Linked DNA regions of Mus musculus: region 1 is linked to region 2. A link is a contact called in ENCODE Hi-C or POLR2A ChIA-PET data. All regions are on one chromosome and are shown on one strand. Each heading gives the region's core, a stretch centred on a gene start or an enhancer-like site at or near the end of the contact. The rest is flanking DNA. Distances are from core to core; before and after follow the strand shown.

Region 1 (3,783 bases), core at 141-2,640, 230 kb after region 2:
CATGTGTGTGTGTATGTGTGCATGTTTGTATGTGTATGTGTCTGTCTGCATGTGTACCTGTATATGTCTGAGTGTTGTGTGTGCATGCCTGTTTGTGCATGTGTGTGTGTGTGTGTGCATGTTTGTATGTGTATGTGTATGTGTGTGTCTGTATATGTGCCTGTGCATGTGTGTCTGTGTGACTGTCTCTCTGTGTGTGCATGTGTGTGTATGTCTGTGTATCTGTCTATGTGTAAGTGCACTTGCAAGCCCACACAGGCATCCCTGGAAGGTGAGGGCTAGCTTCCCTAGACAGGCACCCATGAAATTCTCCTTGATGCCTGTCAGCAGTTCACTCACCCATGGCAACCCCTGCCTCAGATTCTCTTCCTGAAAAGAATCACTGTTACTCCGGGGCCTTTTACTCTTCAACTTCTGGGCACTGGCAGCCTCCAGTCCCCTGGGGTGAAATGAAGCCGTGGAACTGGATGCTTCTGTTAGCTAGAGGAAAAGAACGTACAGGAGCAAAATGTGTACAAAGTCACAATGTGATGGCTGGCAAAACCTTTTCTTTGTTTTATTTGCCTGTTTTTGGTTTGTTTGTTTGTTTGTTTGTTTTTGGTTTGATTGTTTGTAAGCTTCCCACACCCCTGAAAGGCAGGTTTCCTGAAAGTCAGATCTCTTAGAGACAACCATGGTACCAATTACTGAAATACTAAATTTTTCCTTCACCTACACAGTTTAACCCAGTCTCCTTAAGGGTGTCTCCCAATTTCTTCATTTAACTCAGTTTCCTCCGTACCTGCCCACCTTCCTTGGTACTTAATGTAATGCCTTAGAATAATTTAGTAAGATACTGCTAATAATCACGAGCTAATTACTGAAACTGAGAATCCACAGCGGACCTACCGGTATGGCAGCTTGCCCTCTACAGTTCAGCCCTGCAATTTAGTGGCTCAGAGACGTCCAGAGAAGAACCACTTTCTCTATTTCAAGTCAAAAGCGGCCAAACCCAAGGCTTATTCCCCTCTTCTGGTTTACAAGTACATCCCCAAACTTGATAACTACAACCATAAATCCTCTGTGACTTTAATAGAATTTTCTTTTTATGAGTTTAGACCTACCGCAGAGGAATAAGACTCTGTTACAAAAGGGAGTGTCTGTCTGAATTGCTTGGTTTACTAATAAAGAAAGATGCTCCTCCCGGGATACGAGTACCTCGAATACAGCAGGCTCGGTGCTTCCAGGCTGGCTTCTCTGACAGCTGTGCGCCTCCCCTCCCTCCGAACGGTGGTAGCAACTGCATCCTGGCTGTAGCCTCTTTGCACACAGCTCTTGACCCATACTAGCCCAGGTTCAAGGAGAAAACCCGCCCTTGAACCTCTTCCCACCCGCCTCTTCTCATTTGCTCCCCCTCTGCCAGAGGTCAGCAGAGAGGAGCTTCTCTGTGACTCACACGAGGGCTCTGCCTGGAGCAGTCTCATGACTTCAGCAGTTTTAGCTCATCAGTGCAAAGAATGCATCAGAACCGCAGCAGCTAGCGCTCATGTGTGCACACTCAAAAACAAGGAGGCTCTGCCCGAGAGAATACAACTGGGCACACTGGAGTAAGCTCTCTCTCACTCCAGCCACAAGTCAGTTCTGTGGATACACTCGCTTTCCCAGAATGTGCATAACCCTAGTGTTTATTGGCCTACCCTGGGGCTAAAGTGGTCATGCTGAGGGGTGTTCTATCCCTTGCTTTCATCTGAAAGCCTCTTGGGTTTCAAACTTGTTTTTCTTTTGAGGCAGTCTCTCCCAGCAGCCCAGCTAGTTTCCAAGTGGAGGTAATCCTCCTGCCTCAGCTTCTCCAGTCCCGGGATTGCAGATGAGAGCCATCTGACTCAGATTGGTTTTTCCAACATTAAAATGAGTTTGCAAACTAGCCAACTTTTAGAGTCAAAGGAACCACAGAACGGTGGTATGGAAAGAGAGCTGAGGATTCTGACTCCTTCTCTGCCTCCAAACGAAAGTCAATCTCAGTCTGACAGGGCAAAGCTATTCCTTCAAACACTAGTGATTACCTGTGTTGCTAATACTCTACAAATAGTGGAGAGTCAGGGTGGAGAGCGGAGTTTGAGCTGGGTATGATGGACCCAAGACCTCTGGAAGAGCAGACAGTGCTCTTAACTGTTGAGCCATCTCCCCAACCCCCAGTGGCACACTTGTAATCTCAGTACTTTGGAGACTGAAACAGCAGGGTGATGAGTTCAAGACTAGTCTGGACTACATAATGAGATTCTTTTCAAATTTCAAATAAAGAGGAAACAGAAACTGTGTGAGAGTGTGGTGTGTGTGAGTGTGGTGTGTGTGAGAGTTTGGTATATGTGTGAGTGTTTGTGTGAGAGTTTGTGAGAGTGTGGTGTGTGTGAGAGTGTGATGTGTGTGTACATGCACATATCTCCTCATTCCCCCATTCCTCCCTTCCTTTCATATCAGTATAATTAATGTTTAGTGTCTATAAATACTATATTAGTACTTGGCATTTCTAGGAATCTAATCTGGATCAAACTGCTTTGTAGTCTGTGATTGTAGATAGAACTCTTTTTCTATGAGAGGTGCATAATATTATTTCCATCATAATATGTCAATCACAATAACATACACAACAATATGAGAAAGGGGGCTATGTGTTATCACAACAGTACCCTGGATAGTTAACTTCTGAACTTTCCTCCGTTAAATCTTTACTTTTATGTGATCTAATTGTAGTGGTTTGAATAGAAATGGCCCCCATAGACTCATACATTTGAATGTTTGGCCCATAGGCAGTGAAGGCATTAGGAGGTGTGGCTTTGTTGGAGTAGGTGTGCCTTTGTTGGAGGAAGTGTTTCATTGTAAAAGTGGTCTTTGAAGTCTCATATGCTCAAGCTAGCCCCAGTAGTCTCCTGCTGCCTGTGGATCAAAATGTAGAACTCTCAGCTCTTTCTCCTGCACCATATCTGCCTGCACATCACCACCATGCTTCTTGCCTTGATGCTAATGGACTGACCCTCTGAAACTGTAAGCCAGCCCCAGCTAAGTGTTTTCCTTTATAAGAGTTGCGATGGTCACGGTGTTTCTTCACAGCCATGGAAACCCTAAGACATTAACCTTGAGCATATATTTTAAGTTTTATTTCAAAATAGCTACAAGCAAGCAAGCAAGGTATAGGGTCCATGCCTTCATTGTCAGCACTTGGGAAACAAGCAAGACGATTGCCATGAGTTAGAGGTCAGTCTGGGTTCCAGAGTCAAAACAAAGACAAAAAGAGAAACAATTTGCTACATACGATCTAAGGCAAGTCCATTCAAGGATTTACTAAATAAAGTTTGAGACACTTAGAGAGAGAAAGTAAGAGACCAATGATGCACAATGGATAGGGACTAGGCATAAAATCAGTTACACCTCAAAAGCAGCTAAACTTTTGACTGACATACAACTGAGAGAGAAGTTCTTTCTCATCATAATAATTTTTCACGTATTCATTGTAATAAAATTTGTCAGGAACGCTCATTCAGATCTGGTGAGCTGGTCCATTGGGTAGATGACTCTGCACCAAAACTGCTGACCTGACTTTCCATATTGGAACCTAAAGGTGGGAAGAGGGAACCGACTAACTTTGGCAAGTTGTCCTCTGAGGGCCATGTGCACACCATGACATATGCAACTTGTTGATTCTTTCCTCAAAGATGATGGTGGATTTTGTCATAGACAAATTACATCCTAGCTGGATGTGGTGACAGAGACCTATGTATCATCTGGGCATTTAGGAACGTGAGACAG
Region 2 (3,624 bases), core at 206-2,705:
CACCTTGAGCTGGCGCGGACACGAGAAGGGGAAAGACAAGCGGCCTCTGCCATCTGAGGGGGACATCGCAGTGAAAGGTGGGTCTGGCAGGTAGGGAGCAGTAGGGTAGGCGGTGGGACTGCCGCCCGCGCCCCCGGAGCCGTCGGACGTGTTCTGCCCCACGCAGATCTCGCCGGCACCGTGCACTGGGAAGTTCTCGCAGCGCAACCGCTCTGGCCACTGGAAGCCGAACTTGTTCATGAGCGCCTCGCAGCCCTGTCGGGCGCGCTCGCACAAGGAACGGCACGGAGGAATGGCTTGGTCGAGCACGGTGCACACGGGTGCGTACATAGAGCATAAGAAGAAGCGTAGCTCAGGAGAACACTGCACCTTTACCAGAGGGTAGAACTGGTGCACCTCGAGGCCCGCGTCCTCTTGGTTCGTGTGGCCCAGCAGGTTGGGCAGGATGGTCTGGTTGTAGGCGATATCCGTGCACAACGGGATGGAGATGGGCTGGCAGAAGCCGTGGTCCGGTACCGAGATGCCTTTCTCGCCGTGATATGGCTGAGCCCGGGTGTCCGTGGGCAGCGCGCCCAGAAGAGCAAGCACCAGGGCGCAGAGGCCCAGGGGCGAGTGCGACGCCGCCGTGCCGGGGCCCCGCATCGCCGGTCGCGAGTGCAGCGGCGTTCTCAGCTGGAGGAAAAAGACGAGGCGCTGGGGAGAGGCTTGGATACAGGGAGGCGCCGCCGCGCCCGGCGCATGAGAGTCCTCCCGGCGCCGGGGCCGGGCCGTGGGCGGCGCGGAGCCGAGGGTGCTAGGGTGCCTGCACAGCGGGGGCGAGGCCGCCAGCCGAGGGGGCGCCGCAGCCGCCTCCGCGTGGCACTCACGCAGCCGCCGGAGGTTCAAACTCCTGGGCCTGGAGTGGGGGATCGAGGGAAGGGGTGTCGCCTTACCCTCCCCGCCGAGACGTAACGGTGCGGCTTTCTCTGCGGCGACGAGCAACAAGCTTCTCCGGTTACCCTTCAAAGTTTGCCCAAGTTTCTCGAGCCCCGGGCGCACGCCGATACGCACGTCCCCTAAACCGAGCCAGGCCTCCGCCAGGCCAGCGCCCTGCGTCCCTGCCTGCTCGCCCCGGCCGTCGCCTCGGTGGTGCTGCTCCGCCTTCTCTCCTTGAGGCCCCGCGGGCCACTGCAGCCGCCTCTTCTGATTCTGGAGCCTCCTTCAGTCCTAGGAAGGTCGGCCCCAAGTTTCAAGTCAAATGGCTCGTTCTCGCTTTGAGTCTGATCGGTGCTCGGGAGGTAAGAGCTGGACAAGCTGGTTTTGGAAACGGAGTTGCACGGAATCCGAAGCGCCGAGGCCCCTGCACCCGCGGCCTGCCTGCACCCGGCCTCTCCTGCCCCGCGCAGTCCCAGCCCGCGACTCTCCGCGTCCAGCACCGCCCGCCAGGGAAGGAGCGCGGAGTAACGCCTGGGAGCCGCACTGGTGGCTAGAAGAAGCGTCGGGCTTGCAGGGCTGCGGGCCGCCCCGCCCCCTCCCCTCCCCCCATTCACAAACCACTCCGGGGGCGGGCCCCGAGCCCTCTGGACATCCAATAGCGCGCTTTGTTTTCTCTGTGGACCTGTTCCGATTGGGTGGAAGTCGGAAGGGGCGGCCGAGGAAACAAGGAAGGCGGTGCTTAAAGAGCTCTGGGCGGATTCCTGAGGGGAGGGGCGGGGGACTGAGAGAAAAGTTAGGAAAAACTTTTACCCAGAATTTGCTCAAGGGAGAAAAAAACGCACCAGAAAGGGAACTTGCCTGTAAGATTGGTTCCTCTTCCGGGTACCCTAAAATACACATTTCCGAACAAAAGGGGGCATTCGCCGAAGGCTTTGGGGAGAAGCTGAGAATAGTACAGCACCAGGGCAGAAAGACGTGACCCGGAGTCACGTTAGCCTTGCCTGGCAGGCGAGGGCGGGAGAATTTTGGTTAGCATCAGTATGAGTCGAGAAAGGGGTGCGACTAAGAATCGTTTTTTCTTCCCCTACCCCAACCGACCACGTGAAGGCACAATTCCCTCTCCCTCCCCCAGTTACAAAAAAGGGGGGCATCCTGGAGGGAGAAACCCGAGTCGGCCGAGGGGCGGACTTGTGGCGGGAGGAAGTGCAGACCCTCGGAGGAGAAGGCCCAGAGCTGGGGATCCGCTGCACACACGAGCCTGCCACCCCTCCCGGACATACTGCTGGGAGCCTGGGGAGCCCAAGAGGCTCTTTTTTTTTTTTTTTTTTTTTTTTAACTCCAAGGCAGCTCTGGGGGAATGCTTATGAAAGTAACCTGAGACCGAGGGCCTCGGAACTCTGTACGATTTACAGAGCGCCTTCGGTTGCCCCGTTTTCCTTTTTTTTTTCTGAGGTGTGTGGCCTTCAGGGACCCCTTCTTCGTTGCAGAAGCAACCATTTGATCTTTCCATTTGGAATCTACATAGAAATGTTTTAACGCGCGTTAGAAAGCAGGGCATTTGCTAATTAAAGGGCTTTCGAGACACAAAGAGGGGTTATTTTCCTTGTGGGGTAGCATTTTCTGATTGGCAAGCTTTCTTTTGTTCTTGGTCAAATCTTAACCCCGCTCCAGGCACTGGGCGCTCGTGCGCGTTGTCTGATTGCCCCGACCGGTCAGAAGTTACTAAGGGGCCTCTGCCCTCTCACAGGAGCCAGCAAGAAATATCATGAATACTATGAATTCCCATGCAGGAAAGTGACAAGTTGAATCGTTGAATCTGTCTCTGCAATCATTTTAAACGTTTTTTTCCTGGCTGAGTCCTTCTGCCTGTCTCACTTGGGTGCTGGGGTTTGAGGAGATTTTGAATAGGTCGAATGTTGAATGCCGGCAGAAGTAACTCCCTCTGGTATACAGTTTCTCCATCTAGGAAAAGGTTGATTCTGAAATCTAAGACAGTTAATTAATTGGATTCCCTTTTCTCGATGACCTGGGCTCCTTTTAATTCTTTTATTTACTTTACCTCAGAGGTTCATTGAGCCCCTTCCTTCCACTTTAGAGTTCTTCATCTTTTGTGCTCCTGTTAATGTTTCTGAAGAGCCCAGCTCCATGGAACAAGGTGGTGTCAGACAGTTGACATACTCCATCTGACCAGTTTCCTTCTAAGCTCAGTTTACCCTTCACACCAATCCCCAGCCCCCTTTAGAGTATCTGCCTCAAAGTAATAAAGATGAATAAGCAACGTTTTCCTTTTTAAAAAATATACAGTCTTCAAGACCTCATCTTCTGCTTTCTAAATTATTGTTCCTATTACCTTCAGCTGTGCTGTGTTGATATTTGTGGGAAGATGTTTAAGACACTGGGGGCTGTTTTGCTTTGTCATTGAAAGTGTGGGTGGTGGAGTTTAGATTCCTTCTCCCCACTGAGGTTCAAGATGCCCTCCTTTTTAAGACAAAAATGTCATGCTCATACATCAGATCACTGACCTAACTCATATCTGCTAATTGAGGGAGAAATACCAAGCAGTGTCAAAAAATATGAAAGCGGACAGGATAGAGCACTGCCTCAAATACAGCGGAAACCAGCCAGCGGATGAGCTGCTCATCCTTAGAGTCCCAGACAGCTCTGATGTTAGGCAATAGGAATAATGATGTAGCAAGAGGGGGTGAGATG

What was found. Hi-C counts contacts between places; a loop is a spot of excess contacts on that map. ChIA-PET counts read pairs that join two places held with the same protein, here RNA polymerase II (POLR2A).
Region 1: POLR2A ChIA-PET joins it to region 2 with 16 read pairs in Patski. The contact joins the promoter of Cdk15 here to the promoter of Fzd7 in region 2. A Hi-C loop is called at or near these places in 1 of 37 maps with a recorded cell type or tissue (gastrocnemius). POLR2A ChIA-PET finds 5 or more read pairs at or near these places in 3 of 5 experiments (Patski and embryonic stem cell).

What each region holds. Positions count from the first base shown.
Region 1 is chr1:59,254,513-59,258,295 of GRCm38, reverse strand. Cdk15 (cyclin-dependent kinase 15) reads right to left here and starts at 1,390. Exons shown (of 14, transcript NM_001033373.3): 1 at 1,198-1,390; 2 at 340-480. The coding sequence starts at 1,323.
Region 2 is chr1:59,479,978-59,483,601 of GRCm38, reverse strand. It overlaps Fzd7 (frizzled class receptor 7), which reads right to left and starts at 1,455. Exons shown (of 1, transcript NM_008057.3): 1 at 1-1,455. The coding sequence starts at 642.